4 separate regions of the Homo sapiens genome follow, and regions 1, 3 and 4 are each linked to region 2. Evidence: chromatin loops called from intact Hi-C (ENCODE). Cell type or tissue: Caco-2. All regions are shown on one strand. Each heading gives the region's core, and the rest is flanking DNA. Links, peaks and the distances in the headings are about the cores only.

Region 1 (8,437 bases), core at 364-8,363, 57 kb after region 2:
TCAGTGGGGATGTCTTTGGGCTGAACCTATTTGGGGATCTTTGAGCTTCATGTGTCTGGATGTCCATACGTCTTCTGAGAGTTGGGAAGTTTTCAGCAATCATTTTATTAAACAAGCTTTCTGTCCCTATTTTTGTATCTTCTAGATGTCTCATAATGCAAATGTTTGTTCACTTAATGGTGTCCCAAAATTCCTATAGGCTGTCTTCATTCTTTTTCATTCTTATGCTTTTTTCCCCACTGATTGGGTAATTTCAAAAGACCTATCTTCAAGGTCAGATCCAGTATGTTATTGAAGCTGTCAATAACAATAAGACATTTTTAAAAAGTTTTTCTTATTTATCGCTTAGTTTATTTTGTCTCTTTTTCTTTTGGCCATTTTGAAACTAACTGCTTAAAATAAAAAAGTTCTTCTGATCAGTTTTTTTGTTACTTTATTTAAAAGTTTATTTGGAGAAATTTCATAAAATAAAAAACTTTGGAATGTCTGTGGATACCAACTTTTCATGCTATTTCATTGACCCTTATTATGAAAAATCATTTATAAGTTAAATTCTTATTTTTCTTGAATTTATTTTTAAAATCTCTGGACCTCAGGTGTTGTGTTTCAAAGTTGTGACTTTGCTACCTAAACATATTTAATTCAACATACAACTTGTTATATTGCAATTGCTTATTGCAGCTTTTCTTACATAAGATAAATACTAATCAATGATTATAACAAAATAAAATAACATTTAGTATTTGTTTAAAACTTATGCCTTGTCTCTAGAAGAGGAACTTCTTTAAAAGTAAGTCTTGGTGCTATATTGAGATATAGTTGTGAATTCTTCGTTTTTTCTCTGTTTTCTGTGGAGGATTTGTAGACTAACACAAAGATAAATAGTAGTGAAGAGGGATAAGTAAGAATACCGTGAGATATTCAGCCAATTTCCGGTAGTGTTTGCATCACTAATTAAATGACGAATACCAAAAGTGGGAAAAAGTAATGAAAACATAGAGCTCCATTCTTGCACTCGACACTCAGGCATTTGACGTGATCATATTTAGCTTTTTCAGCAACCCTGTAAGGGATTTATTCCTCATGTTTTAGGTAAAATTCCATATCCAATGTCATACAGCTAGTAAATAATAGAACCTAGATCTGTTTCCAAAATATACAAATTTTTCTGTTTTCATTCAGTGGTCCTCCCAGATGGTAAGGCTATCAAACTGGAAAACATTTTGAAAAATAAATAGAACAAATAAGACTATACATTATGGTTATTACTGGGCTTTTAAAAAATGTTCTCTGTGTATTGTTTACTGGATTTGCTTGCAAGGGCAGGGTGAAATTAAGCAGTACATCCTGATATGGCTGTGCTGTGGAGTTAGGAATATATTTGAGTTTGTTCATGAGAAAAAGTTACATCTTTATGTGTGTATATATACAAATGTACATCTTATGTGTGAATATATAATATATTGTGTAATATAATATATTACACACATATATACATCATGTGAATACTATATTTTATGCATATTTTGGCACACACACACACACACAAATATTTAAAATTTTTTTGAGGAAAGAGATGCCGTCAAAGGGTTCACTCAAAGAAAAAATGTTTTCATTTCCACAGCCAGTGAATACCACTTAAAAATTTTCAAATGCGGCCAGGCGAGGTGGCTCACACCTGTAATCCCAACACTTTGGGAGGCCGAGGCGGGCGGATCACCTGAGGTCAGGAGTTTGAGACCAGCCTGGTCAATGTGGTGACACCCTGTCTCTACTAAAAATACAAAAATTAGCTGGGTGTGGTGGTGGGTGCCTATAATCCTAGCTACCCAGTAGACTGAGGCAGGAGAATCGCTGGAACCTGGGAGGCAGAGGCTACAGTGAACCAAGATTGTGTCATTGCACTCCAACCTGGGCGACAAAGCAAGACTCTCAAAAAAAAAAAAATTCAGATGCATAATTCCCCTTAAGAACATAGAAGAGGCCTTGAAAGAGCTGGGGATTTTCCCTTTCAACTGTCACAAGCTCCTTTTTTTTGGACAGCGACATCATGTTCTTCCTGTATGACCTCTACTTTCATAAACATGCTCATTAAATTTTTTATGAAAACTGAATATAACATTTTCTTTAAGTTAGTGAAAATGTTGTTTCTTCTGTTTTGCCTTCAAGTTTCCTAGTTTTGTAATGATGTCATCTGCTGGGTGTTAAGACATTTTGTACATGCTGAATATGCCTTACCTTTATAAAAGTTCTTCACTCTTGAGTCAATAAGATGTTGGTACTTTGTCTATAGTCAGGCATAAAAACTTGACTTTTATATTGTAGGTAAAATTCTGATGTGATGCTTTAGCACATTTTTATCAATGCTGAATAATCTACACTAACTTGTTTACTAGAATTTGTAGTCTATTTTTCTTCTTTAAAGAAAAGGATACAAAATATCAACATTAGATTTTATTCTGGGTTACTTATGAGAAGAAATGAAATGGCATAAGAAGTCTTTAGAAGACTATAAGAGAATGGGACAATGTTAAAGTCAATATTGAATGACTATCCCTGTGCTATTACTTATATTGTAAATTTTGTAAATTTTAGCCATATTCTGTTTTTTTTTGAGACAAGGTCTCACTCTGTCGCCCAGGCTGGAGTGCAGTGGCGCTATCTCAGCTGACAGTAGCCTCTGCCTCCCGGGTTCAAGTAATTCTCGTGCCTCAGCCTCCTGAGTAGCTGGGACTACAGGCGTGCACCACCACGCCCAGCTAAGTTTTGTATTTTAGTAGAGACAGGGTTTCACCATGTTGCCCAGGCTGGTCTCGAACTCCTGACCTCAAGTGATCCACCCGCCTCAGCCTCCCGAAGTGCTAGGTTACAGGTGTGAACCACCGCACCTGGCCCACATTCTTTAAGTGAAAACATTTGTGTACGTGATACTTCTTAACAGACATTTTTGTATTATTAACTTCCTCTAGGCAAATTTGAATATTGAGAACCCCCCCGGCTGTAATCCCAGCTCTTTGGGAGGCCGAGGCGGGCGGAGCAAGCCGTCAGGTGATCGAGACCATCCTGGCCAACATGGTGAAACCTTGTCTTTATTAAAATACAAAATAATTAGCCAGGTGTGGTGGTGCGTGCCTGTTATCCCAGCTACCTGGGGAGGCTGAGGCAGAAGAATCGCTTGAACCTGGGAGGCAGAGATTGAAGTGAGTCGAGGTTGCACCACTGCACTCCAGCCTGGTGACAGAGTGAGACTCAAAAAAAAAAAAAAAAAAAGCCAGAATTACAATCTTCTAACCTTATATTTAAACCTTTGCCACATAAACATTAAGATGTTTTCAGATATTCTAGAATCATAGAATTTCAAGCTGTAAAGAGTTTCAGAAATCACCTATTAATAATTTGATTTCTTTATTTTGTAGGAAATAGAACTTAGGATCAAAGAAAAGTTGAGTCGTTTTTCTAAGGCAGAACAGGATTAAGGCTGAGACATACTTCTCCATGAACACGTTTCTCCAGACTGGTGCTCTGTCCTTTGGTCTACTGTCCCTGTGATGTTTTGAATTGGTAGAAAAATGCTATGGTCAGATAAAATGAGCAGTTGAGGTCAAAATCCATACCCGTTAAGGTAAATATTTATTCCCCCACCTCCCCAGAGTTACAGTGCTCTGTTTCCAGTGGGCAAAGTTCTTTTAATAGAGTAAGTCTTGAAATCCAAATAAAGTTTGGATTTCAGTTAATAATAATGCATCAACATTGGTTCATCAGTTGTAAATGTGTCACCCATATGAGCTTAACACAAGGAAACTGGCTCCAGGGTAGAAGGGAACCCACTGTACTCTCTGAGCAGCTTTTCTGTAAACCTAAAACTCTTCTAAAATTGAAAATTTACTTACAAAAAGTATCTTTTTTTTGTAATATTAGTGGGAAATTGTTATTTTTCTTTTAGGAGTTTTCTGAGGAAGTACTTTAGATGAATGTGAAGGTGACCAGTAAAGGGAGACTATGAAGGCAAATATTGAAAGTATTTGTTTTCCTCCTCCTCCTTTCAAAGAGTATGCAGTCACAAGAGATCCAGGCGATAGATTAAAAAATATTAGAACAAGAGAGCCTTAACAATCCAAATCCAATAGTCGTTATGCTGTTAAATAGCACAATGTTGAAAATTTTTTGGTTATCATTAAAGCATAGAGGTTGAGGACATTCGAAAATATGATTCCTTCCTTAGTAGCCATTTGCTTGCAGAGATTATATTGATTGATTATGGTGCATGATTCATAGATGATAACATCTAAAGTTTTCTTTTCCATTTCAATTTTTCTCCTCCTAAAATTTAGCAAGAGTTCTTCCCATGCAGATTTTTGGATAGCTTTGGTGATATGAGCAGTTGGTTAAAGTGACAGGGACAATTCCCCACCCCTGAATTCCAGCGGTTTGTGCTACACATTACCAGGATGGTCTATTTGTAAAATCATTTGTAGCATGCTTCATATTCATCTCCATCCTCTCCCTGTTCCCAAAGTTGCATTCTATGACACAACTTTACAAAACGATTTAAATCATGGACTAATGTACATGTAGAATTCAAATAAATCTCCAAGTAAGCCTAGGCCTCTTTGTGCAGGGCTTTGTTTTTAACTGGCTCAAGTCCCTCGCTGTGCCAAATGGTATGACAGCTAGCAGACTTGTTTATCCCTTGAATGATGTGTCAACTCCAGCAGCCCCCAAACTGAGCTATAGTATTACATGGGTGTTGTTTTTTCATGTGAAATCGTCTGTCAGCATTGACTCTGAAGTCAGCAGCAACTTCTCCCTTCATGTTCTCACAAAGGAAAATGTGAGCTGAGTGCGTAGGCTTGGATTTTCAGTCGCTTGCTCAGATGTTGTAACCATGATGACTCTTCATCTATGCATGTTATGGCTCGAGAGCCTGAAAACATAACCCAGGCTTTGTCAACACTGTCAGCTGTGTGTGTGTGTGTGTGTGTGTGTGTGTTGGGGCAGGGGAGGAATTCATCCTCTGCCTCTCTGTACAGCCCCGTCTGAAAATACTTTGCTTCCTGATTCTACATACCCTACGATGGCTTGACCCCATGAATGATTTACTTGTCATACGTATTCTGGAAAAGGCAGAATATCCATAAAGGAACTGGAATCTGACTAATAAGGTAATTTATATATCCATTAAAAATATTTTTTTTGCAAATTAAAACTACAGTGAGATACCATCTCACACCAGTCAGAATGGCTATTATTAAAAAGTCAAAAAATAACTGATGTTGGTGAAGATTCAGAGAAAAGGGAACGTTTATATACTGTTGGTGGGAATGTGAAGTAGTTCAACCCCTGAGAAAAACACTAAGGAGATTACCCAAAGAATTAAAAATAGAACTGCCATTCGCCCAGCAATCCCACTACTAGGTATCTGCCCAAAGGAAAAGAAATTGTTTTACCAAAAGATACCTGCATTTACATAATCCCATATATATATATATATATTTTTTTTTTTTTTTTTTTTTTTTTGAGACAGAGTCTCGCTCTGTCACCCAGGCTAGAGTGCAGTGGCGCGATGTCGGCTCACTGCAAGTTCCGCCTCCCGGGTTCGCACCATTCTCCTGCCTCAGCCTCCCGAGTAGCTGGGACTACAGGCGCCCACCACCGCGCCTGGCTAATTTTTTGTATTTTTTTTTTTAGTAGAGAAGGGGTTTTACCGTGTTAGCCAGGATGGTCTTGATCTCCTGACTTTGTGATCCGCCTGCCTCGGCCTCCCAAAGTGCTGGGATTACAGGCATGAGCCACCGTGCCGGGCCCATAATCCCATATTTCTCAGAGAAAAAAAGACACCTGCATTCGTATGTTTATTGCAGCACTATTCACCATAGCAAAGTCAAAGAATCAACCTAAGTGTTCATCAGTGGTGGACTGGATAAAGAAAATGTGGTATGTATACACCATGCAATACTATCAGCCATAAAAAAAGAGTGAAATCACATCCTTTGCAGCAACATGGATGGAGCTGAGGCCATTGAACCTAAGTGAACTAACTGAGAAACAGAAAATCAAATATTACATATTCTCACCTGTAGGTGGGAGCTAAACAATGGTACAAATGGTCATAAAGATGGAAAAAATAGATACTGGGGCCCCCCAAAAAGGGAAAGATGGGAGGGAGGTGAGGGTTAGAAAATTACCTGTTGGGTACAATATTCACTATTTGGGTGATGGGTTCACCAGAAGCCCAAACGTCACCATAAGACAATATCTCCATGTAACAAACCAGCACCTTGTAGCCCCTGAATCTAAAATAAAATAACAAAATAAAAAATAGCTAAAAATAAAAATACATTCCTTGAGTACACATCCTGTGCTGGACACTATCTTAGGCACTCAGTAAATGACTGAGCTTGGTTATTTAACATTATAGCCTCAAAAATCTGTATCGTGCTAATATCTTCTATATGCTCTTCCACCCTTCTTCACACTGGTCTGAAGCCCAAGAGGCTGAACTACATAGACTATGAGGAAGAGCTTTTGTATTCTCTGGTCTTCAACTGTGTTGGCTAATAAAATGCACCCGGAGGAGACTGGAAGGAAAGGGGAGAGTGAGGTTGGGGTGTTTGTTGTCAGGTATCTTTCTTGGGAGGAATTGTAGGTCCTGTTAAACAGCCTTTTCCGCCCAGTCTTCCCTCTTTAGCTTCCTCCAGGCTGAGGGGTTATAACAGGGTGGTCATTACGAGCCCCAGGGTTCTGCACTATCCACCAAGCGTTCCCTACACCCTGCTCTATTGCCTTGGTAAAAAGTCCCTTGATTAGAACTTCCTCAAATTGACCTTCTGTTTCCTGCCAGCACCCTGACCGATACAGTCATGGTAAGTAATCCTGGGCACAGACCACAGCCCAGAAACTACGGCTTTCACATGGATTATTGGATTTTATTCTCTCTCAAACCCACATAAAGTAAATTCTGGTACCTTAACTGTGACAAATGAAGAAAGTGAACTTTTGAAGGCTTTGGTAACTTCCCCAAGGCCATGTAGGGAGTAAAAGGTGGAATCAGGTTCTATGACTTCTTAACCCATGTCCCAGCTCTCTTTTGTGTCTCTTTAAGTGGGTTGCAGTTCTCCATCGCTGTCATTAACATGCAGCCAGGACAGAATGTCCATCATGCTTTGTTACATCTATATCTCAACATCATGAACTCAGTTCTATTTCTATTCAGTCTTGAGATATGGAAGTAAGAATATACAATTACTTTGGTTAATTATTACAGTTCTGGATTTGAATCCCTGGAACATAAGTATAAAAGAAACCCTGGATCATTAGGATAAATTTAGTTACATGGCATATCAGTGGATTTAAGGGCTTATTCTCCTACTGCAAAAGTTAGAAGAAGAAATTACCTAACTGTAAACCTAATTTTAAACCCAGTTATGAAGTTGACACATGCTGACCTGCATCTCATGTGGCTCAGATGGCTTTGGTAGTCCACGTGGGGATTCTGCTTTATGTCTGTCGTGATGGTAGGCACAGCAGCCAAGGGAAATTTGTTCCCACACAACCTACGACATCATCACTTTCCCCCACAGAGAATTCTCCAGGGTGTCAGTTTTCACACTTTGATCATCTATTATATTATTCTCTGCCTGGATTCTAGACAGATGCTGTAAATTCTCACAAAATAGAAAAAAAATTGAACTTCTTATAGAAATACAAACACACTAGGAGGGAGAATTAGGGTCATTTGTCCCATGTAGGTAAAGCTTTAGTTCCTATTAAAGCATTCACAGAGTTAAAAGATTAATCTTTTCCAAGTTATTTTCCACGTTTGCTGTGCTTTTCCCTCTGCCTGTCCTGTCTTTGTGTACAGTGTAGGTTTGATTTGATTTCTAAGGTTCGTATTGGAAGTCACTCCTTTGGGTTTTTTCCTTGGCATTTTCAAAGGGAGGAAAGAATTTCTCACCTCTGGAGTTCTACTCTGCTGCAGGTAAAGAATTTAGCAGCTATGGGGGTGATAATTAGAGCCAGTAATAATTTGACTGACTTACTAGGCACAAAATTGTACATCAGATCTCTCTTTCATGTTGTAAGATGGTTATTTAAATCTCTACATATGTGGTTTAAGAGATCTACAGTGTCTCAAAGTCACTGGTAAGGTGATTTAGCCAGGGGCATCCAAGTGAATATTGCCGATATAGATTTTTGTGGATGAGCTGCAAACTGTCTGGCAAAAGTCATTTTAGAAAGAATTTCAAAACTTTTAAGTATTGGTATGCAGGGGAAATTCAGAAGCTGGCTATCTCTTTTGGCCGGAGTGTTACAGGAGGAGTCGGGGATTCTTGGGTTCAGGAGGTGGGGCAGCAGCACTGACTGAGAGGACCCCAAGGAGAACCCAGAACAGAGTTCCTCCTGCCCAAGCTAGAGCCTCAGGATCTTCCTTATCTCC
Region 2 (8,437 bases), core at 89-8,088:
TACAACTTTTTCTTCTTCCTGGAGGTAATATTATTATAGTGACTTCAACTCTTCATCTGTTTTTCTAGGATTATATGATGAAGTCTTCCTATACCTTTCAACAGCTTCTTACAAAGCTTATGAATACATTTGCCTGCACAGTTAAAGTCCTGGACATTTTCTTACTTCCCTTCCCCTCACCTCCACCTTCAGGGAAGGGAAAGATCTGAAGGCATTATCTGTTTATTCTGCAGAACCTCACCCCCACACTTCCCTGTGCTTCATGACTGTAGTTTCTCTGGGGAAATGTTGCTAGGGAGAAAACCCTTGTATCTTGTGGTGGGGTGGAAGATGGAGAGTTCCTGACAGTGTAGCATGGGGGTGGGCCTAGGGTCTGAGATAGACTTTCCTTATGTAGACTTTCAGACAGGCCTTTTCTTTTCAGTGCCTTGGCCTCATTCCTAACAGGTACCTTGAATTCTGAGTTTTCCTGGATTTGCTTCTCAAACCATAGCTTGCCCCTACTTCCTGCATCCCACCATTTCAGCACTGGTTTTGACTTTCCTCCATCAGTTAAGCAATCCACAGTTCTCTGATTTACTTTTAGCATTTTGATTCAGGATTATAGGTGATTTTAGTTTCATCAAAAACATAGAGTCCTCTTTCTGTTTCCTATTTTCCTTGTTTTCAGATGACTTTTCAGAAGGGATTGGAAATGTCTTTGCTCTTCTAACTTGGAAATGGATGCCTTTTATAGACTTTTAAAGAAGGCTTTGTTTTTGTTTTCTGGCTAGCAGTACATGGTGTGACAATCCACGTGGTCTTTGGCCCATAGGGATTTGCAGAATTCCTTTATATTCAGGAGATGCTTTGGTTAGGGATCTTTGGTAGCAAATAAAGGAAACCAACACTGATTAACTTAAGCTCACAAAATCCAAGGACAAGCTGAGTGTTCAGGTCTCAGAAGGGGCAGAGGCCAGGAGAACTACAACTACAAGGATCTCAGTAGGAGGAACTAACCAGCTGTTTCTTCACTGGGCTGTTTTAGAAGGATTGCACCCAACAATTCCTGTTCTTTTGTCACTTCACTGAAGAGTCAAATTGCAAGAAGAGAAAATCTGATTGTCCAAACTAGGATCACATGTCCATTGCTTAAGCATTCTTAGCCAAAATACAGGGGAAGTGATATTGGCAGTCAAAACAAAACAAACAAATAAATAGATGTCCACGCAGGTGATAATTTTATAGGGTTGGAGAGGTTAATGGAAGCTAAGTTTGCTTTTTTGAGATCTTTCAGGCAAAATTCTCCTTGGGACATGCCAGTGCTATTGGCAAGTCACCTTTTATTATAATGTGCCTGGCTGGTACAGGCTGCACACACTTGGAGAAGCATGGTGCACTTGCCACCATAAACTCATCTGAATTCTCTTAAGTAGGACTCTCTTGAAATGGTTTCCATAGGATATTTTGGGCTAGGGTTCTTTGGAGCAGAATTACGAAATCTTTCTAGGAAGAAAGTGCTTTTATTTTTTAAAACTCAAGTTTGAACAGCATCTTTCTAGGAAGAGTCCCTGAGATAACCGTGCTGTTTTCAGTGGGGAAAAAGTTTAGTTCTTCACTCCAGATTCCTGTGAGGACTCAGGGTCCTGTCTCTCACACTGCAGGGTAGTCACCATAGTAATTTATGAACCATAGCTTCAGGATCAGCTTGACTTAGCATTTGAGAAAGGGAAGAACAATCAAGTATGTTTTCTTTTCTTTTCTATTTTTTTTTTTTTTTGAGACAGAGATTCACTCTGTTGCCCACGCTGCAGTGCAGTGGCACAGTCTTGGCTCACAGTAACCTCTGCCTCTGGGGTTCAAGCAATTCTCGTGCCTCAGCCTCCTGAGTAGCTGGGACTACAGGCACATAGCACCATGCCCAGCTAATGTTTGTATTTTTAGTAAAGAAAGGGTTTCTTCATGCTGTCCAGGCTGGTCTTGAACTCCCGAGCTCTAACAATGCATTCACCTCAGCCTCCCAAAGTGCTAGGATTACAGGCGTGAGCCACCGCACCCGGCCTCAAGTGTGTTTTCTAAGTCCTTCTCTTTGCAGATCAAATGGTAATCTTTGCAGCCAAGCACCCATCTAAAATAACATCAATATTTCAGTCTCAAGAGGCAAGCCAGTCTTAAAAGTTTGTGAACTGTCAGCACAATTAAACCAAGACTCTGGCATGGCACAAAGACATTTCCCAGAAACTTTAGGCCCCAAAGAAGACTTATGTCAAACATCAGATAGAATAGTTTCAGATTTCTCAAGAAAAGGAAAATTACAGTAATATTTATAAGAGGAATCAGTACAAATCCAATGTTTTCCTAAAGTCATCAGTTCTCAGACTTCAGCATGAGAGGGCTTTTGAATAAATAATGTGGAGTTAGTGTGAATATTTGGTGTTTGGAAAATTTATTAGCCAAATTAACCTCAGAAACATTGCCCTCTTCTGGAAGGCCTTTTACATAGCTTTTCTGCAGAGGTATAATAATGCAATATGAATTTAATGAGGAACATATCTGTACCAGATCTTTTTCTAAACCCTGCCAATCAAATGTACATGTTTAGTCCTTTCTAACAATACAAATGGAAATGTCACCTTTGAAATGCTGCCAAAGTTAGGGCCTGAGAATTACAATACATGCAGACTATTTTAGCTGTTTTCAAAATACTTGGCATTTAGCAAATTATGTGAAACAGTATTTATCTTCGTTAGCTTAAGCAATCTACAGTATCATCCTCATTTTGCAGAAGAGGAAGCTGAACAAGCTAGAGAATATGAGAGACAAGTATTGAAACTAAAGAAAGATTAAATGAGGCAGGCACTAAAATGACTTCAGTTTGTGGATCTGAAAGTGGGCCCCTAAGCCCTGCTTCTAAGAAGCCAGAAATTGCTTAGGATAACGTGGCCTGAAAGTGGTAAACCAAATTCAGCAAAGAAGAAAAGTGGCTTGGTGGCTGGCGAGATAATACAGTTGGCAAATTGTAAGTCTTACTGAATTACAACCAAGATAGGAAGTGATGATTTTTCTTGTTAGATTTTTAAAAGACAATGACACTGAAAGGGGGTTCAGTCAGTCTTGTCAGCTGAGTGTCCTAGAAGGAGGGGGATAATCATCTTGGGCTACAACCAGCTGAAACAAGGTACCTTGCCCTGCTGAGGTATGAGAGGTCTAAGCAAGGAATGTGTCCCATTCTGATGATAGCGTCAACAATTCCACGATGATGGATAAAGTCTGACAACTTCTGGATTAAAACAAATTCTTGAATTCTCACCCCAATACACTATCATGCTTTTTTGTTTAATATGCTGCAAATTCAGTTCAGTGAACATTTTCTGAGCACCTCCAATTTTTAAAAAATGAACCCTAGTGTTACTATCAATGCTTCTAGAATATTTATAATAATAAATTTCTTGTGAAACATAGCAGGCAGGTCATTAATCCCTTTTAAAGTACAATTTAATGCAAGGCTTCATGACAGGAAGTGAGCATGATAATAAAAACCTTTACTGCTTAAAACCACACTTAATATTTTTACGACCCAGTCGGCCTGACAAAATATTCTTTGTGAGTCATCACTTCAAAGTGAGGGCCTGGGGACTACTGAAGACATAACAGCAGGCCTCATGCCCATTGTAGACAGCCCCTCGAACTTGAACTGCTCAGGCAAGAACTTTCAAGTAAGAAGAAACACACCAGAAGGTCACTACAGAGTGTCCTTGTGTATCCCATGGTCTAGGAAGCCATGTGACCAGGTGCATTTATTTTCAATCTCTCAATCATATTTTTGACAGCTTAGCTTTTGTATGGTTTTACCTTTACTCATAACTGACCACATTCTACTGACTAAAGAGATCATGAAGCCTTACGTGGTCCTATATAGTTTGTGTAGAGCTTAAATAATTATGTCAAGTTCATTACAATAAACGTTTAACCTGGAGCCATTTGACAACTGTGGGTTGAGGGGAGAAACAGTTTGCAATGAAACACTCATTAGTTGCCTTAGTTTTTGGGAAATGGTCAAGACAGCCTTAGCATGTCTTTTAAACCAAAATAAGAGCAAATAAAGGAATATAGGAACCTCTTTGACTTGTGTATAGGACTTTCTAACATTATTACTACTACAATAATACATATTTTTGATGATCTCTTTTCTTATAAAGTTCCAGGGGTTAGAAATCCCACCGCTGGCATTGATACCCTTAAAAATGTTTCAAATTCTTCACAGTCAGAAATATTTTCTATCTGTCTCTTATCTAAATCATACAATTTGTTACTTGAAAGCCGTTTCCTCTTCTATTTATTTTATTTTATTTTGAGGCAGTTTCTTACTCTGTCACCCAGGCTGGAGTGCAGTGGTGTGATCTCGGCTCACTGCAACCTCCACCTCTCAGGTTCAAGTGATTTTCCTGCCTCAGCCTCCTGAGTAGCTGGGACTACAGGCATGCACCACCACGCCTGGCTAATTTTTGTATTTTTAGTAGAGATGGGGTTTCTTTATGTTGGCCAGACTGGTCTGGGACTTATGACCTCAGGTGATCTGCCCGTCTCGGCTTCCCAAAGTGCTGGGATTACAGGTGTGAGCCACTGTGCCTGGCTTCCTCTTCTCTTTGGATTCAAAGACAATGGATTCACTCATCATCTAAAAATTATTGATTGAAACATGTTTCATGTACCAGACACTACTCTAGACACAGATGATTGAGCAGTGAACAAATAGGATCCCTAGACTGGTGGTGTTTACATTCTGGCAAATGTTGTCTTACATGGTGGAAACCTTTTTACATGTGAACACGACCAGCCAAGCTCTTCTGTTGCCCATCTGGAACCTTCCATGTTTCTCAAAGGAAGCCACTTATTAAAGCTAAGTGGTTCTTATCTGGCTTTCGTCTCCTCTCTCCACAAATTTTCAATCTCTTTTCCCCACTATCTGCTGTTCCCAATACACTGCCTCTTGTTTTTCATTCTTCAACTATCCTAAAAAAAAAAAAAATTAGAAAGTAAACACACACACACACACACACACACACACACACACACACAAATCCCACATAAACAGATGCTTGCAATTATTCTCTTCAGGAATAAGAGCAATTTTGAAATCAGGAGCTAGACCTATTTCCATTCCTACCTGGGTTCATTTATTCATTCATTTAGCAAGCATTTAAAATTATGTATTTGTAGAAATGTCTAAACTGTAGAAAAGTTTAAGGAGAAAATAACGCACCCTCATATTCCCACCATCCAGAATTAACCACAGTTAACATCTTGGCATAATTGCTTCCAGTCTTGTGAGCACTTCATGTGGAGTTGTAAGAATAACCGTAGGTGAAGCATGGTGGCTCACGCCTGTAATTCCAGCACTTCGGGAGGCCGAGGCGGGTGGATTGCTTGAGACCAGCCTGGGCAACATGGTGAAACCCCGTCTCCACAAAAAAAAAAATACAAAAATTAATTGGGCATAGTGGTGCGTGCTTGTAGGCCCAGTTACTTGGGAGGCTGAGATGAGAGGATCGCGTGAGCCGGGGGAGTGGAGACTGCTGTGAGCTGTGATCACACCACTGCACTCCAGCCTGGGTGACAGACTGACACCCTGCCTCAAAAAACAAAAACAAAAAACCCCAACAACCCTAAACCTAATAATAAATGCTACCCCTGTTCATCAGCACTTAACTCCATAACAGTACCCATTAGGTGCTTCATTATACTCAATTACTAGGAAGAAGAGGGAATGGTTTTCATGGAATTTCCTCAAAACCTTGTTTCTTGAGATGCAGCTGAATCACATGTGGCAGCCCTTGTTGCAGAAGCTTCGCATCCCAACTCCCACTTCAGGGTCCTCGCCACACCACCACAAAGCTTGTCTGTGTACACACGAGCATAACCCGGCAATGGCTCTTCTGTTATCTACAAAATATTTGGGTGTGGGTTTGGCGGTTGGACGCTACTGAACTCAGGCTCTTGTGAACTCAGACTTAACCGCAAATGATTAAAAACACACACATACTCTTCTCTCTCTCTGTAACATACACACACATACACACCCCATTGGCTAAAATAATTAAAAAATGTTTAAGATAAATCATTTTTGACAGTGATTGCTCCTGGGGGAGGGGTAGCAAGTTACACTGGGAACTGCCCCAATTTCTTCCCAACTCATGTATCCACGGGCTGGGAGGAATTTCCCAGCAAGCCTCTCCCACCCATTTGATCCTCTGGCAGTCTTGTTTCAGGGATTAAGTCTGTCTGAGTTCAGTTCTGATAAGTGACACAGAGGGAGAGGGTTTCAGTGCTTCTCATGCCTTTTGCAGGGAAAGGGATTTTTTATTTTTTCTGTCCCTGATGAGGTTGTGGTGGGGTGTTAAGGAGGGCAGATTAGCTCCAGGTGCAGCCTGTTTCATTCCTTGCCTTGCCTTCTCCCCTCAGCCCTGAACCAAGTATAGGATCAGACATGTTTGGCTTGCCTTTCCCCCTGCCCAAGAGGGAAACCATGCTCGCAGAGCTGATGGGGCTGACGGCAGCGACAGCCCTGATCCGGAGCCCTGATCCGAATCCCTTGTTTGACTACAGTCCAAGTGTTTCAAACAGCAGGTCTTTCATAGCTGGGAAAACCCCAAGCTAGACCTGCTGGACACACCGCACAACCACATACAGCTCAGCTCATGTCAACAGAACTGATAACCAAATTGGGCTTCTTGGCTTCCTGTCCCGGGCAGCCTTGCCAGCCCGCTACCCTCCAAGTCCCAATTAACAGGCGGCTACGCTATAACCATAAGGGGGGAGTGGAGGGTTTGTTTACCACATAGTTAACAGGCAAACACAACTTAATCACAAGGAAAACAGCTTTTATGAGAATCATCTTGAAGTCCTTCTACAGCCCTAATAAACCATCCAGGAAGCCAAAACCCAGAGTTCTCTTCGATTTCGTCCCTTAGGAGAAAGGCCAGTGGGGACAGGTGGAGAGACATATGGTCTTGCTTTTTGACCACTTACAGCTGCCAGATGAAGTGAACGTCTCTTCCCAGTCTGAAGGCTTCTCCAGGTGATCGCTCTATGTGATCCTTCTGTGATGGGCTGCAGGTGACCTTGAACCGCAAGGTGGGGAGGGAATGTGTCTTTTCAGCAGAACCCACTGAGCACCAGGCACTTTGCACATAGGCTCTCAATCCTTATTCCATAATTGTACGGAAGACCTTTGTCTTCTTTCTACAGAGGGGAAAACCAAAGCTTGGCCAGATCGAGTAACTTTAGAAAATTACACAGTTTAAGGGCAAAACTGGGATTTGAACCCAGGTCAGATGGACTCCAAAGTCCATTTCTTTCTACTCCACATCTACCATCAAAGGATCTGGATTCCAGCTTTGGGTCTAACAGTGATTGGTCATGGGATACTAGGCAAATCTTTTAACAGCTTAGCACTAATTTCATTATCAGTAAAATGTGGTTGTGGGAGAATGAGATTTGTTAATGTAGACTTGTAAAGCCTTATGTCAAGCCCAGTGGTATTACTTGCGCTAAAGAAAGAAGCACTCCAGGGCTGGACAGTGGCCTCTCAGAGTCCCAATTTATTACTGCAAGCCTTGTTGGTTGAAAATTAAGAGACTTGATATTTTATTTGAAATTCTGATTTTTTTTCTTTTTTTAAAAAAATGTTAAGTTCAGGGGTACATGTGCAGGATGCGCAGGTTTTGTACGTAGGTAAATGTGTGCCACGGCGCTTTGCTACACCTATCAACTCATCACAGGTATTAAGCCCAGCATGCATTAGCTATTTTCCCTGATGCTCTCCCTCCCCCGGCCCCTTCCTGCCATGCCCCAGTGTGTGTTATTCCCCTCCTGTGTCCATGTGTTCTCATCGTTCAGCTCCCACTTATAAGTGAGAACATGTAGTGTTTGGTTTTCTGTTCCTGAGTTAGTTTGCTGAGGATAATGGCTTCCAGCTCCATCCATGTCCCCGCAAAAGACATGATCTCATTCCTTTTTATTGCTGCATAGTATTCCATGGTGTATATGGACCACATTTTCTTTATCCAGTCTATCATTGATGGGCATTTGGGTTGATTCCATGTCTTTGCTATTGTGAATAGTGTCATAATGAACATAGGCATGCATGTATCTTTATAATAGTATGATTTATATTCCTTTGGGTACATATCCAGTAATAGAATTGCTGGGTCAGATGGCATTTCTGGTTCTAGATCTTTGAGGAATCGCCACACTGTCTTCCACAACAGTTGAACTAATTTACATTCCCAATAACAGTGTGAAAGTGTTCCTATCTCTCCGCAGCCTCACCAGCAACTGTCGTTTCTTGATTTTTTAATACTTGCCATTCTGACTGGTGTGAGGTGGTATCTCATTGTGGTTTTGATTTGCATTTCTCTGATGATCAGTGATATTGAGCTTTTTTAAATATGTTTTT
Region 3 (8,437 bases), core at 72-8,071, 99 kb after region 2:
CACAAAGTTATCTTAAAAATTAATTAGTTCATGTAAATGACTTTAATATATAATTAAGGCATTACAGAATAGTGAGGAAAGGGAAGATTATTAATGGTATTGGGGCTATCTGCTTTACAATTTTGAAAAAGTGATACCTTTACATTTATATTATGATTCAAAATAAATTTTAGAGGGATTAAATATTTAAATAGTAGAATTGGTTTGAAACAGAAAAACTAACAAGAAAGTAGAAATATTAATCAGACATCTATTAGTGGAGCTAGAATAAACTTCTATGCAAAGCAGCAATAGAAGAAACCACCAAGTAAATGATCAACATCAAACTAGATGTGTAAAAATTAAGAACTATTTGATGTAAATAGGAAAACAATAATAAAAAGGAAAATAACAAATTGGCAAAGAACATACTGCAACAAATATGTTGGATAAAAGGTGAATATCTTCACTCTAGAAAAAGTTAAATTATTTGATAAGATATGAAAATAAAGCAGAAGATACAAAAAAAATAAGAGAAAGTTGCACAATTCAAGGCAGGATAAAAGTTGTGTAATAACCCTTACTGTGAAAAGGCTATGTGCTATACTGTTGTGCAGAGACAGGAAACATCCATTTGGTGTTGGGGAGGGAGACAATAAGGAGTAGAGTAAACAAAATGTGGAAAAATATTCGTCTGTGCATGTAATCAAAGGCATGTATTTTAAAATAGCAATTATCTATTTTTCTTCGATTGAATTAGCAAACACTACAATTCTCAAAACTGGAGTGAAGAAAAGGTAAAAGTGGTATATTCTCAAACACAGACAAGCAATGTAGTATCATGAAAAGATTCATACGGTGTTTGGAATTAGGCAGAATTAAAATCAAATGATAATTCTGCCACTTATAAGCTGTGTGATCTTGGTAACTAATACAAGGGTAAATCTATATTATTAACCATAATATGGTGATGTTTCCTACTTTGCAGCATTGATGTGAGAACAAGTGATACTATGTGCAAAGAATGTAGCTGAGTCCTTGATACATTCTAAGCACTCAGTTTATTCTAAGAGTTCAATAAACAGTGACTGTTTGAATATTATAGTTGGTCATGGAAATTAATAAGAAAAATTTAGCAAGTATCAAAAACTATAAAATGTTCATATTATTTGATCCAGTAATTTTACTTCTGGAAATATATTCTAAGAAAATAACCATTAAGACAAGGAAAAAAATTATACTCACAAAACTATTTTAGTGGAATTATCCAGAATAGGAAATGTTTTATAACAGAGGAATGGTTAACTCAATTTAGATGTAACTATTTGCTGAGTGGAAGTATGATGTGGCTGCCGCAAAGAATGGTAATTGTGAACGCCAAGTCATTTCTTTAAAAAAAATTGGTACTTCTGTGTATCAAAGGGCACAATCAACAGAGTGAAAAGGTAACTTACAGAATGGGAGAAAATATTTGCAAATCATATATCTGATAAGGTGTTAATATCTAGAAAATATAAAGAACTTGTACAACTTAACAACAAAAAGACAAGCTGATTTTAAAAAGGATGAAGGACTTGAATAGACATTTCTCTAAAGAAGACATACAAACATATGAAAAAATGCTTAATATTACTAATCAGAGAAATGCAAATCAAAAACACAATGAGATATTACCTCATACTTGTTAGGATGGCTATTATGAAAACAAACAAACAAACAAACAAACAAACAAAAGTAGGCCGGGTGTGGTGACTTATGCCTGTAATCCCAGCTCTTTGGGACTCAAAGGTAGGAGGAAGATAGCTTGAGGCTAGGAGTTTGAGACCAGCCTGGGCAATGTAGTGGGATCCTGTTTCAACAAACAAACAAACAAAACCCCAAAAGTAACAAGATTGGTAAGGACGAAGAGAAATTGGAACCCTTGGGCACTGTTGGTGGGAAACTAAAATGATGTAGCTCTATGGAAAATAGTATGGAGCTTCCTAAAAAAATTAAAAATAGAAGTACCATATGGTCCAGCAATCCCACTTCTGAGTATACATCCAAAAAAGCTAAATGAGGGATCTCAAAGAGATATTTGCCCATCCATGTTTATAGCAGCATTATTCGTAGTAGCCAAGAGATAGAAGCAATCCAAATGTCCATGAATGGATGGAGGATAAGCAAAACACAGTAAATCCATACAATGGAATATTACTCAGCCTCAAAAAGGAATAAAACAGCCGGGCATGGTGGCTCACGCCCGTAATCCCAGCACTTTGGGAGGCCGAGGCTGGCGGATCGCAAGGTCAGGAGATCGAGACCATCCTGGCTAACACGGTGAAACCCCGTCTCTACTAAAAATACAAAAAGTTAGTCGGGCGTGGTGGCGGGCGCCTGTAGTCCCAGCTACTTGGGAGGCTGAGGCAGGAGAATGGCGTGAACCCGGGAGGAGGAGCTTGCAGTGAGCCGAGATCACGCCACTGCACTCCAGCCTGGGCGACAGAGCGAGACTCCGTCTCAAAAAAAAAAAAAGAAAAAAAAAAAGAATAAAACTCTGTCACATACTACAACATAGATAAACCCCGATAATATTATGTGAAAAAAGCCAGTAACAAAAAGACAAGTATCATATCATTCCACTTATGTGAGGTATTTGAAGTAGTCAAAATCACAGAAACAAAGTAGAATCGTGGTTACCAGGGACTGGTGGGTGTAGTGGAGGAAAAGGGGAATTGTTTAATGGGCATAGACTTTCAGATTTGCATGGCGAAAGAGTCTTGGAGATCTGTTGTAGAACAATGTGAATATACTTAACACTACTAAACTGCACTCTTAAAATGGCTAAGATAGAAAACCTTATTTTTTTGCCACAATAATTTTTAAAAAATGAAAACTTCAATAAATATGAATTGAGTGTGTTTCACTGTGCCATGTCCTGTGGTCTGCAGGGAGATCACTTTGGAAAAGAAAAGGCTGGAGGGACCATCAAGGGCCATTTGAGAAGAGCAGGGAGAAGCCATTGACATTTTTTGAAAAAGTTTCTTTAAGACAGGATCTTGCTCCATTGCCCAGGCTGGAGTGCAGTGGCGCAATCATAGCTCTCTGCGTCCTGGGACTCCTGGTCTCAAGTGATTCTCCTGCCTCCATCTGCTGAGTAGCTAGGACTACAGGCACATGCCACTGCCCCTGGCTAATTTTTAAAATTTTTGTAGAGATGAGGTCTTGCTATGTTGCCCAGGCCAGTCTTGAACTCCTGGCCTCAAGAGATCTTCTGCCGTGGCTTCCCAAAGTGTTGCGATTACAGGCCTGAAACACTGCCCAGCCATCCATTGAAATTTTAAAGCAGGAAAACAGAAACAGTGTAAAATAGATTAGAAGACCAGAAAATTATATGTACAACAACTACGCAAAAACATGCCTATGAAGGAAAACGTGAAAAGGAATGAGCTTATAGGTGATATTTTCCTCCATTAAAAAAGTAATTCTTGTTTTTGGCTCCTCTAACCCATAAATGGAATGGCCAGCAAAGCCACACAATCTGAAAGTTCTAAGAGAAAGGAGAGTGTTGCGTCTTCTTCTATACCTACCTTTCTCTGGCTTACTCCTCCAGTCAGGGGAGTACAAGTTGAATTCAAGGCTGAGTGTCTCCTGTGCTGCCACCTCGTGGTCACTCCCAGGCTGTCAGCTGAATTTAAGAGTATGCCAGTAACATGTTTCATGTTAAATAATCAGAGCACAATTTATGAATATGATTGAAATTATTCTAGTAAACAATCTTAAAATGTGTCTCTTAGATACTAGTCTTGATTGCAAGTGGTTGAGGATGAACCTTGTGACCTTTTAAAATATCTTCCAGCTCTGTTTTATGTGGTTTAAAAAAAAAAACTTTTGAAGCTCTGGAAATTTTATATTAATGTGGCATAATTCATACCAAAATTTTTGTTGGTTTGTGTTTTTAGAAAACTTCAATATTTAATAATAATGAAAAGACACTAGAGGTTTTACAAAACGAATGATGAACTTTAGACATAAATATCATGACTAACATTTTTAAGTTGGCAAATTCAGTATTTTCTTTGCCAACCTGTTATTTTGCAACAAGAAACTTCTCAAAGTGATGATCAAATAGTCCTTAGGCTTAAAAGTGGTATATGTTGACATTGAGAAAAAATAATATTTGAATATAAGAAAATCTGTGGTGCTTGCTAATGAATAAGTTTTAAATCATATGGCATGAAGCAAGTATTTTATTCCATAATTTAGAACTATTTTATAATTAATGGGAAATGCTATTTTTTCCAGAAGACAAATAGACCATACATATTAAATTAATGTAAGAAATTTCAACATCTTACCTTATGCATCGGTTTTTTTTCTTCTTTCTTTTTCCTATTTGTCAATTGTAAAGACTATGTAGCAAAATTTTTGACTTTTTAAATTCCCTAATGATATCTGAATTTATGAATTAATCTATATTTTAGGAAAGGCAGAGGCTCTGGACTCAGATTGTCTGCTTCCAATTCTGACATGACCTTTCTGGGCACATGTTCTTTGAATCAATGAGTTTAATGGTTTTCATCTGCAAAATGAGACAATCACCTTACCTACTTCAGAGGGGTTTTGAAGAATTCAATGAAATAATGCATACAATGCCCTTGACAGTGCTCAGTACATAAGAAATGCTCACTCTTAGGCAATATTACAAATGAAGAGAAGCTATGCTAGTGAAAAAGGTCTGTAATTATCACAACATCATAGTACTCTAATATCTTAATAACTTTCACCAGATCAGTGGTGTGATTTCTTTCTTTTTTTTTGAGATGGAGTCTTGCTCTGTCACCCAGGCTGGAGTGCAGTGGCACGATCTTGGCTCACTGCAACCTCCGCCTCCTGGATTCAAGCGATTCTTTTGCCTCAGCCTCCTGAGTAGCTGGGACTACAGGCGTGTGCCACCATGCCCAGTTAATTTTTGTATTTTTAGTAGAGATGGGGTTTCACCATGTTGGCCAGGCTGGTCATGAACTCCTGACCTTGTGATCTGCCTGTCTCGGCCTCCCAAAGTGCTGGGATTACAGATGTGAGCCACTGCACCAAGCTTGGTGTGATTTCTTTAAAACGTGTGATGTGTGTGTGTGTAATGATCTATTTCTAGAAATGTTTACTTAGGAGTTATTTTGTTATTTAGTTGTTATTTTGAAGAAATTACTATCACATATGCATCTCACAGCCTGTTCTTCCTTAGATATGGATTCTACAGTGTTCAGAATAGAAACAAAATGAGTTTGATCCAGAGCATGACCTGTTACACTGTAAAGTTTTAATTAAAAAGACGTAAGCAAAAATTCAAATCCAAATATTACATATCTCAAAAACTGTTCATACTCTATAATATTTAAAACCACTTCCCATACATGAGTGCTAGGTAAAGCTTTAATAACTCTTGAATTAGCATTTTTTTTCTTTTTTTTTTATTATACTTTAAGTTTTAGGGTACATGTGCACATTGTGCAGGTTAGTTACATATGTATACATGTGCCATGCTGCTGCGCTGCACCCACTAACTCGTCATCTAGCATTAGGTATATCTCCCAGTGCTATCCCTCCCCCCTCCCCCGACCCCACAACAGTCCCCAGAGTGTGATATTCCCCTTCCTGTGTCCATGTGATCTCATTGTTCAATTCCCACCTATGAGTGAGAATATGCGGTGTTTGGTTTTTTCTTCTTGCGATAGTTTACTGAGAATCATTTCTATAAACAAGCCTTTTAAATATCATTTAAGTTCTTTAAAGAATTGATTATTGTCCACCATGTTGTTGTATGATTGGAGAAATAGAACAACTGAGGAATCTTTTATGATGTTATGTAGTCATAATAAGTTTAAAATATATGGTACAAATCAGATCCAAACAATATATGGTATGTTATTTGGATACCAAACAATATATGGTACAAAAATCAGAGAGATGCAGGGAACAGCTCAGAGTCAGGAGTAGAGAATAAGGAATTGTCTATGGAGTGTTCTTGAAGGCGATATGTTGGCAAAGTTCTGGATTTTTGGAGAGACTGTCCCGGACAATCAATATATCTCTGAGTCAGTATATTAGTCTCTTTTTTTTTTTTTTTTTTTTTTTTTTTGAGATAGGTTTCTCACTTTGTCACCCAAGCTGGAGTGCAGTGGCACAATCTCAGCTCACTGCAGTCTTGACCTTCCAGGCTCAAGTGATCCTTGCACCTCAGCCTCCTGAGTAGCTAGGACCCACAGGTGTGCACCATTATACCTGGCTAATTTTTGTATTTTTTGTAGAGATGAAGTCTCACTATTTTGCCCAGGCTGGTCTCGAACTCCTGAACTCAAGTGATTCATCTGCCTTAATATCCTAAAGAGATGGGATTACAGGTGTGGACCACTGCATCTGGCTAGTATATGAGGCTCTTATCAAAGATTGAGGCTGGTCAGGAGAAGCTTGATGGATAGAGAATATGGAGTGAGCAGAAATGCAGAATCTGAAATACGTGGTGTGGTCTGGCTGAAGAAAGAGGGTGTGAATGGTGCAGGCACAGTTGCTAAACATCAGAATTAAGCCTCAGATCCAAGTGTTCTCACCCAGATTTGGTGATGCTGAGAACAGGGATGCTCCGCTCATGCAAAGAGCTGCTATGTTCCTTTCATTGATTCAGCACATGTTTATTCAACTTATGTGGCAGAAACCATTCCAGACACTAGGGAACATGACACAGTCCTTGCTTTAAGGAGCTTAGTGGGTGACAGCTATGTGAACATACAATCACAGAACAGTGTGATAAGTGCTGGACAGAATGCTTAGAACAGGGATTTTGGCATTATCTAGACTCAGGCTCTTGCTTTGTAACCTTGGTGAGTTGCTTGACCTTCAAGCCGCAGATTTCTTATCCAGAAAATGGAGGCACTAACAAAACCTATTATATTTGGGTTCTTATGGGATTGACATGCTATGATGCCAGCCAAGTTCTTAACATAATCCTGTCTCATGGTGGTGGGGGCCGGAGGGGGAACCTAATAAATGTTAGCTATCGGGAGGAAAAGCACAGAGCTATGGGGCTCACTACTTGAGAAACAGCGAGTTCAAAGAAGACATAATGGAAGATGTGAGTAAGATGAGGCCCAGAGAAGTTAGCCTGACAAAGGAAAGCACATGGAAGGCTGGGGAGGAGTGTTCAGGGAGGAAGAGTTCTAGAGGTGGGAGAATGAAAGGCGTGTTGAGGGAACTAAAAATAGCAGATAAATGAACATAAAATGGATTCTGGAGAGAGAGGAAGGGCTTTCATTCTGCAGGGTTGCATATGTCAGAGAGTTCTCGAGACTCACCAAGCACACACCTACCTCACTGACATCAGCTTGACCTTCCTTCTGCCTGGAATGCTATTCCCTACATGCCTCTTTCCCTTGCTTCCTTCAGGCCTTTGCTCAGATGTTTCCATATCAGGGAAGTCTTCCTTGACCACCCTACATAAAATAGGATTTAAACAGTATAGGGCAGTAGTGAAATAGGCAGATTCAGGATCCCGACTGCTGGGACTCACATCCCAACGCTGCCATTTCCTGCAGCAAATTACTACACCTTGTTATGCTTCACCTTCCTCATGTGTAAAATGAGCATAATGCTAGTGCTGATGCAGAGAGGTGCTATAAGGATGAAATGAATTAATAGAAGTAGACCCTGGAGAAGATTGCTTGGCACACAGTAAGTACTCAGTAAGCATCTGCTGCTGTTACTGTCACTGCAATAATATTATTCCAAATAGTAAATAAGGCACACAATCAAGGCCATTACATGGTTAAAGTTAGCACCCCGTTCAGTCTGCTCAGTGCTCTCTGTAAGCTGCTGGGACCTAGAGTTCTACGAGGGGGATGATTTTGTCGTTGATGTTATTTTGCTTTTGTAATTGTAATTAGGAAACACATTGAACACGTCAAGAAATATATGGAAGTGTATAATGAATATCTCTATATCCACCACTCAGCTTAAGAAATAAAATGTTGCAGGCCAGGCACGATGGCTCATGCCTGTAATCCCAACACTTTGGGAGGCTGAGGCGGGTGGATCACTTGAGGCCAGGAGTTTGAGACCAGCCTGGCCAACATGGCAAAACCCTGTCTCTACTAAAAAGACAAAAATTGGCTGGGCGTGGTGGTGGGCACCTGTAATCCCAGCTACCTAGGAGGCTGAGGCAGGAGGATCGCTTGAACCCAGGACGTGGAGGTTGCAGTGAGCTGAAATCACGCTGCTGCACTCCAGCCTGGGTGATAGAGTGAGACTCCGTCTCATAAATAAATAAATAAATAAATAAAATAAATAGAATGTTACAAACAGAAGCATCTTAAGGTGTTTTGGTTCTGATTTCTTTATTATTGCCCAACACTAAAAACTTTTTCCTAAGTGAGCCACTTGGAAGCTACTTCCATGGACTGTTGACAGGTATTATGTGGGGAAAAGT
Region 4 (8,437 bases), core at 207-8,206, 110 kb before region 2:
AGTATGAGGTAGGATTTCAGTGAGATAATAGTGTTTATTATGTTAATGGTGTATCCTATTCTTAGATTACTAGCATTTATGAAATTACCTCCTTTGAATTATTGAAGTCATAAATTACATCAATAGGTTTTCAATATACTGATGCATTTCTGAACCCTGGTCAGTTCATAGTGTATCATTCTTTTATTCTACTGCTGATTTGCTGTGCTAGAATTTTACTTAGGGTCATTTGTCCGGATGCCATATTGCTTTGGAGAAACATGAGATCCCTACTGTTACTCACCTGGACCACGCCACGTGCCATTGCACTTCCAAGTGTCTGCCCTAGGAACTTCTAATTTAGTATTTGAAGTCACTGTTTGTTTCCTTTGTCAAAGAAATCTTGGTACACATGGCATATCTTTTTCACACAGCAGTCATGGAGCAGTTACCTGATATACTTTTTAAAATTAAACTTTTTATTTTAGAATAGTTTTTAGTTTACAGAAAGGTTCCAAGAATAGTAGAGAATTTCAGACCCAGGTTCCCCTGTTGTAAACATCTTAAAATATACTATGGTACGTTTGTCACAACTAGTGAATTAATATTGATACTGAATCAATATTGAATTTATTGTTATTAAAGTCCCTACTTTGTTCAGATTATCTTAGTTTTTTTCTAATACCCTTTTTCTGTTCCAGAATCCCATCCAGTTTACAAATCACATTTAGTCATCATAATTTCTTAGGTTTATCTTGGGTGTGATGTTTCTCAGACTTGACTTGTTTTTGATGACCTTAACAGTTTTGAGAAGTACTAGTTGTATATTTGGTAGAATGTCTTTCAACTTGTTGTGTGTTTGGGGAGAAAAACCCCAGAAATAAAGTGCCATTCTCATCACATCATATCGAGAGTATAGGCTATTAAGATGATTTGTTTTGTTTGTTTTTTTGAGATAGTGTCTCATTCTGTCACTTACGCTGGAGTGCAGTGGCACAAGCACGGCTCACTGCAGCCTCGACCTTCCCAGGCTCTGGTGATCCTCCCACCTTTGTTTCCCCAGTAGCTGGGACTACAAGCGCAAGCCACCACGGCTAGCTAGTTTTCGTATTTTTTGTAGAGATGAGGTTTTGCCATGTTGCCAGGGGGTTTTGCCATGTTGCCAGGGCTGGTCTGGAACTCCTGGGCTCAAGTGATACTCTCACCTCAGCCTCCTAAAGTGCTGGGATTACAGGCAGTGAGCCACTGTGCCGGCCATGATTTGTCAGTGATGATGCTAATCTTCATCACCTGGCTGAGGTAGTACTTGTCCATTTTCTTCACCATAAAATTATACTTCCTCCCCTCTTACCCATACTCTACTCTTTAGAAGAAAGTTACTATGCAGAGCCCACACTTAAGGATCAGGAGGTATGCTCCACTTCTTTGAGAAAGAAGTATCACATAAATTATGTACAGTCCTTTTATATGGCAAATTTGTTCATTCTCCCCTATTTATTAATCATTTATTTATATCAGTATGGACTCATGGATATTTATTTTACACTATGTGTCATAATCCAATAAAACATTATTTTTTTGCTCAAATTGTTCTGAGTTTAACCATTGGGAACTCTTTCCAGTGACTCTTCTGTTCCTTTGCCATGCCCCTGTCATTTGTTTTTAAGCAATTTCTTATTTTCTGGCACTACAAAATGCTCTGGGCTCTTTCCCTGTCCCATTCCTAGAATCAGCATTTCTCCAAGGAGCCCTTACTGATGTGCTTTTGATTTGTCTGGAGGGTGACTACTACCTCTTTGAGGTGCCTCCTGGGACCCTCAAAATATTAACTTTTATACTCTGTGTAGCCTGTACTTTAAGCCAGAACATTCAAAGTACACTGAAGAAATGTGTTGAAAATCTATGCAACCATTTTCGCATTATGTACTAGCAAATAAACAATCTTTAATTTCTGGAATTTTCCATTTTCCTCAGTGATATTGTTGATTGATTTGTAGTTTTCTTTCTTTGCTAGGTTTCAGTATCAGGGCTGTACCAATTTTTTTCTTAATTTAATATAACTTTATTTTTTTGAGACAGGGTCTCGCTCTGTTGCCCAGGCTGGAGTCCAGTGGCGCGATCTTGGCTTACTGCAACCTCTGCCTCCATGGTTCAAGCGATTCTCCTGCTTCAGCCTCCCAAGTAGTTGGAATTATAGGAATGCTCCACCACACCCAGCTAATTTTTGTATTTTTAGTAGAGATGGGGTTTCACCATGTTGGCCAGGCTGGTCTTGAACACCTGACCTCAAGCGTTCCTCCCTCCTTGGCCTCCCAAAGTGCTGGGATTACAGGTGTGAGCCACCGCACCTGGCCTGTGCCATCTTTATGAAGTGAATTATGAAGCTTTCCAATCTTTTTTATTTTGTAGAACAGTTTAAATACACAACAATATACTAAGTTCTTAGATTGAAGCTGTTTTTAAATCACAAAGACAGTATATGTTTACTGTATAAAATTTCAAAAATCCCAATAAAAGAAAAAAAAGAATTGAAAGTTCAGCCATGCTTGTACCATTCCACAGGTTCATATTTTTAAGAACATATTAAATGTTACCTATTTTTCATAATAATGGTAACAACTACAACCAACAGTTGTTGAGCTCTGTTGTGTGTTGAAAAATCTCTGAACTGAGAGTCAGAAAACCTAGATCTTAATTTACGTTATTCACCTCAAGTTTTGTGGGCCTCCGTCTTCAGTCCTAGAATTGACATCCAATGTCCCTACTGGTTCTAAGTTTGCTTATTTTATTTCACACAAAAATAATCTCATTGCTTTATTTGAAGGATGGCACCAGATTTCATTTCTTGTATCATGCTTTTCCTCTTGTCCTCTCTGTGCCTTGTGCTAGCCTGTGATGCCTTCATTGCTCCCTTGTACCCCTTCTGCTGACTTCATGTCTGCCCTGCTAGACTCTGCACCCCACCTGCTGGCTGTTGAGGCTCAGTGGTGGTGTCCTGGATGTGCCATGTAGTTCAAGGGTAAACGTAGGTCAAACAGGTGGACTAAAGCACATGCAGTCCAGCATGATTAAAGCAATATCGTGAAGGTAGTCAACTGTTAGAAACTACTATTGGACATACTCAAATGTTTTAATGCACAGAAAAAAAAATTTTGATAGTCATAAAAGTTTAGGATTAAAAACAACTTATATATAACTTTACTTCAAAAGTGCTTTATTCTATTAATCTCATTTATTTCTGACAAAAATTCTGGAATTAAGTGTTCTTGAGGAAACTGAGTCTCAGGGAGGTAACATGATTTAAGGTAACATTAAATGGCAAATCTACAAATCAAACCAATTCTTGTCTTTTATGTAATACCAGCATTCTTTAACTAACCACATCATACTTGCATATAGAGAAAATATTTCACAAGTTTAGACATTTCCGAATTTATGTAGCTCTTTTTGTGTTAAAATGTAGTCATTTGAAGATATATATATATATATATATATATATATATATATATATATATATATATATATATCCAGCACCTCCTGTGATTTGAAATATCAGTGTTATTTTGGGGATAATGTTAACAGTATTATATCGATTCTTTGAAATGTAGCAACTGAGGGCAAAATATCTAAGTACTTTGAATTTTGATAAAAGACAGTGAATGCCACTCAGCCCAGGTTAAAGTATTAGCCCAGATTAAAGACTACAATGTTGCAGTGCCTTTGAGTGCTACCAGGTGGCGTGAGTGCACCACACAACTGTTCCTGAAATATTTATGATTTTTGGCATAAACTCCATATAGTTATTGAACATTAAAATGTTAATGTTAATGTGAGTTTTAAATTAATGTGAATGTGATCTTACATTACACGTTGCAGTAATGATCAGCTTTGCTGCCTTTTTTTGGACCACTTCTTATATAAAAAGCTAGAATACTTTAAGCTTTTGAAACTTTTAAATTTATTGTTAGACATTATTATGATTTCATTGAAGGGAGGTTTAAAAAAGGCAAAATCACAACATTCTCACTATCCTAATGTAAAAACTATTTATTTTTCTCTCCCTGTTCCCTCTTATACATGCATATGTGCATATATTTGTGTATTCATAATCATAATAAAGGTATATTTTATTTTTTGTAAAAAATTCTTCATATTGGTTTTAATCAGAGTATAAAATGGCTTATTTTATCTGTCAAGTCAGTAACCTGGTAGTTGATACATTCTCTTTCCAGAAAACTGTGGTGATTCACATTGTCTAATTGAGAGTTAATAGTCAGTATTCATATTACTTGAGTTGTTTTTAAGAGTGCATTTATATTTATCTATTTTCTCTACTTCAAATACAAAATACAAAAATTCACAGTGCTTTAAAAAACAATATATCCTCCCTTTTAAAAATTTATGTATTCATTCAGCAAATATTTGTTGCATGCATTTTAAGTGTTAAGCCATTGCCAAGAACGAGATAGCATCATTCTTACCCTCAAGGGTTTCAAATCAGTGGGGAAAAAATGGGAAAATAAATAGGCTACTATACTGTGATGTCTTGAGGGAAGTGTACAGAGTTATTGAAGCTACAGAAAACCAAATAGATTTCAAAATCCTATTTAGCTTTTTTTCTTCTTGATATAGTTACAGCTCTTTTTTATTCTTAATGCTCTCCATAGAAGATTAACCTATACTTTACCTTATTTAACTGTATTCTGGTGTGTAACCTAACCTATCTTCTTTTTTTTTTTTTTTTTGAGGCAGAGTTTTGCTCTTGTTGCCCAGGCTGGAGTGCAATGGCGCGATTTCAGCTCACCAAAACCTCCGCCTCCTGGGTTCAAGTGATTCTCTTGCCTCAGCCTCCTGAGTAGCTGGGATTACAGGTATGCGCCACCACACCTGGCTAATTTTGTATTTTTAGTAGAGATGGGTATCTCCGTGTTGGTCAGGCTGGTCTTGAACTCCTGACCTCAGGTGATCCGCCCGCCTCGGCCTCCCAAAGTAATGGCATTACAGGCATGAGCCACCGTGCCTGGCCTATCTTCTTGTATCAAATGTATTCATCTCTAGATAATACCTTTAGCCCATGCCCTTATTCTCTGCAAATTAAAAATTGTGTTCATTTGTTCTAGCACTTCCCAAAATATGTCTAAGGAAGACTACTGTTGTGAACCGTTCCTTGAAAAGTGGAATCTGACGTCAAATAAATTTGAGAATCATTGCATATTAACCCTGCATTTTGAAATTTCAAGATGCTTATTAGCATATTATCTGTTCTAAAAAATGCTACCTTAAAAAACCCAATTTACCTCGGCATTTCCTAAACATTTTCAACAGAAAGAGCCTTTTAAAAAAATTCTTCTTAGCCTGTGGGAGTAGTGTTAACATTTTGAGAAACGTTGAGCTAAATGAATTTTTCAATTGTTTTGATCCTTCCCTGATGCTGTATTCCAGCTTCCATGAGATATCTGTAGCTTTTAAAAAAAGCTTGTTGCAGTGATACAAGTCTCATAATTGCATGGTAGAACTTGTAATGATGCAAGTCTCATAATTGCATGATAGAAATTTCTTAAAGCCCTTATGTTTTATCTATTTATTTCTATATTCCAACTTAACTAACGCTAATTGAGTTTAATTCTATTAGTGCTACTCGTAAGCACCATAATTTCATTTATTTAACAGATATGTCGTTAGTTCTTTCAGGGAAGGCATTAATGCCCAGAACTTTCAAAGAACTTCAAACAGTATGTTGCCTTCCCTTTTTCTGTTTCCATGAGTAAGATCAGGGTTTATAATATGTCCCAACTGCTTGCTCTGTATAGAAAGGAGTTTGGAAAGCTTTCTTTTTAGTGGATTTAATGTTAATAGGAATAACATTGCTACCTTTTTTTCACTAAACAATTATATGAAATTATTTTTTCAAATAACTTTTCTTATTTTTAAGGTAAAGCTTTCCAGTTTGAATTTAGATGATCACGCAAAGAAGAAATTAATTAAACTTGTAGGAGAGCGATACTGCAAGACCACAGATGTGCTTACCATCAAAACAGATAGGTAATGGAAAAAATGTTCAGCCGACTGGTCACGTGTGTTTCCTCATTGTCCTCCAATTCCTTGGCAGTCCTTTTTAAAGAAACTATATTGAAGATGGGGGAGGGCGTAGCCTTTTCTTATTAAGCAGAGTTCTCTAATTCATATTTTTAATATCCTCACACTGGCCTACTATTGCTGTGATCTTTATGCAGCGGCATGCTTAGCTAATTTAATGTTATTTTTAACCTTGATTTTAATATTTCCATGTATATAAAACTCAAGAGAGAGATTAGAAGAAAAAAGTGTGGTTTGCTAGTGATTAATGCTTAAGCAGGCTTTTACACATTCAAAGCATATAAAAATCTTGTAGTTCAAAAGTAAAATTATTAAATGATCTATGGATCTATTTGGAAATTGATGAAGGCACATTCGTAAATAATCAAAATCTCAGAGCCAGGACAGATGTTTATAAAGGCAATATTAAATTTATCATATATGAATTTATAAATTGCGTCATTTTTTATTTGAAGTAAAGAAAGGTTATTGGTATGTTTTCACTAAATGGCTATTTTATTTTTAGAATTATACTTTAGCTGTTTCCAAATTATGTCAAAATATAAAAAGACCCACTTTTAGAGATAAGTTAAGTGGGCCGATCTGCTGTCTTCCTGCTCATCCCTGTTTGAAAGCATTTGGAGGTGTCAGTATCGATTAGGTCTCATGATTTGCAGTGGTGGGAAGAAGGAGCCTGACACACATGCAGAGATTGCAACAGTGTGGAGGCAGAAAAAGCTCAGGACCATGGTTTGTGATTATTACCATATGGGAGAAAGTAGATTTGAAATATATTAGGAATAGTCTTTTTACTATCTTCAGATAATGTTGGCTTTTCTAGTTCATGCAACTTTAAAAAATGCCTTTAAAATGTTATTGTTTGAAATTCTGTGAGTATCCAATAATGTTGCTTTTTTTTTTTTTAGGTAGTTTTACAAGTGTTAGTGTATGGATATGTTTTATGGTAACTATTTAGAGTAGAGGACTTAAATAAATATAAGTACAGAATAAGCAGTATAGTTGAAGTTATTTGTCATATGATGGTTTTATTTGATATTTAAAGAAATTGGAAGTAATCGTATCTTTCTGTATATTATTTTATTATCCTTAAAGCTCAATGTGTCATCTCATGTATGTAGAAGTTTTACCTAATTTTAAGTTATTAGTTCCATTTTAAATACAGCAGCAACAGCACAGCATTGTATAGTGTAACTCATTTTTAAAAGAATCAGCTCTAGGAAAACCAAGATTAACATCTATCATCTTTCTATATCTACTTCTTATTTTTATTTTTAAATTTTTTTAGAGATTGAGTCTCACTCTGTCACCCAGGCTGGAGGTCAGTGGCACAGTCATAGCTCACTGAAGCCTTGAACTCCTGGGCTTATGCAGTCTCCTGCCTCAGTTTCCCAAGTAGCTAGGACTACAGGTGCGCATCACCATGCCTGGCTAATTTTTTAATTTTTGTAGAAACAGGGTTTTTGCTGTGTTGACCAGGCTGGCCTCAAACTTCTAGCCTCAAGCAACCCTCCCACCTCACCCTCCGGGATTACAGGCATGAGGTACATGCCTAGCTCTATGTCTACTTTTTAGATGAACTCATCAGATATGTTCATGCTATCTGGCAGATTCTTAGCACTGAGATGGTGAAGGGAACTTATATTGGACACAATCCTAGTAAAAGTAGCGTAAGCTATTGTTACATACAGATAACTCCATTAGTAATGAAAACAAAGAGATACTCGAAATTAAGTTAAAATAACACCGGTGTTTAGCTTCCTCAAGTAATGAACTACAAAGACTATTTTTATTCCAAAAACAGTTTTCCTAAAGCAGAAAAGGAATACCTGAAAACATTATCTTCTGTATTTAGTATATTGCATATTTTGCAAATTTTTCTGTGTACTGAGTTTTTAGAATTTTGACTTCTCCCGCTTTCTCTTTAATAGGTGCCCTTTAAGGAGGCAGAATTACGATTATGCAGTGTATCTACTAACAGTGTTATACCATGAGTCTTGGGTAAGTGTGTGTGAATATTTAATGATTTTGTCATTGTAATTTAGATGATGTTAACCTTTCAAAATACTCTTTGTGGCAAGTACTCAACTGAGTATTTTGTGAACTGCTGAATAATCTAAGTATGTATGAAATGTCATAGGTAGCTTCTACTGACTTTAAAAGTAAAGGTCTTGAAATAGGATTATTCAGTTCATCTCAGGACCTTGCTAAAATCATATTCCTAAAATGCCTTGAAACTTCAGAGTTTTTGACTTTGTTTTTCTTTTTTTGACTTTGGGTGAAAGTTGTCAGCTATGAAGAGAATAATAATTATCTGTATAATTTGAGAATTTATAATTCATCCTCTTTAAATAAACTGCAGAGC

The links. A loop is a pair of places that touch in the nucleus more often than their neighbours do. Peaks named below come from ENCODE experiments on the same cell type or tissue, not always from the same donor. Only the 100,000 strongest peaks of a DNase experiment are listed, where the experiment ranks them.
Region 1: a loop joins it to region 2, with 3 times the contacts of the local background. A loop is called at or near these places in 3 of 110 quality-filtered maps.
Region 3: a loop joins it to region 2, with 4 times the contacts of the local background. A loop is called at or near these places in 8 of 110 quality-filtered maps.
Region 4: a loop joins it to region 2, with 8 times the contacts of the local background. A loop is called at or near these places in 10 of 110 quality-filtered maps.

The regions. Positions count from the first base shown.
Region 1 is chr12:27,894,608-27,903,044 of GRCh38, forward strand. No RefSeq gene overlaps it. Among named protein-coding and RNA genes, the nearest start is that of PTHLH, 74 kb to the right of the region's middle. RefSeq lists an enhancer at 6,668-6,717. In Caco-2, for the core only: no CTCF peak of the experiment used is centred there; DNase peaks (open chromatin) are centred at 3,644 and 4,914.
Region 2 is chr12:27,837,937-27,846,373 of GRCh38, forward strand. No RefSeq gene overlaps it. Among named protein-coding and RNA genes, the nearest start is that of MANSC4, 62 kb to the left of the region's middle. In Caco-2, for the core only: no CTCF peak of the experiment used is centred there; DNase peaks (open chromatin) are centred at 3,615, 5,915, 6,195 and 6,633.
Region 3 is chr12:27,937,365-27,945,801 of GRCh38, forward strand. No RefSeq gene overlaps it. Among named protein-coding and RNA genes, the nearest start is that of PTHLH, 31 kb to the right of the region's middle. In Caco-2, for the core only: a CTCF peak has its summit at 3,656 (motif pointing left); a DNase peak (open chromatin) is centred at 3,617.
Region 4 is chr12:27,729,536-27,737,972 of GRCh38, forward strand. It overlaps MRPS35 (mitochondrial ribosomal protein S35), which reads left to right. Exons shown (of 8, transcript NM_021821.4): 6 at 5,912-6,021; 7 at 8,004-8,073. Among named protein-coding and RNA genes, the nearest start is that of MRPS35, 23 kb to the left of the region's middle. In Caco-2, for the core only: CTCF peaks have their summits at 2,942, 3,142 and 3,732; a DNase peak (open chromatin) is centred at 2,946.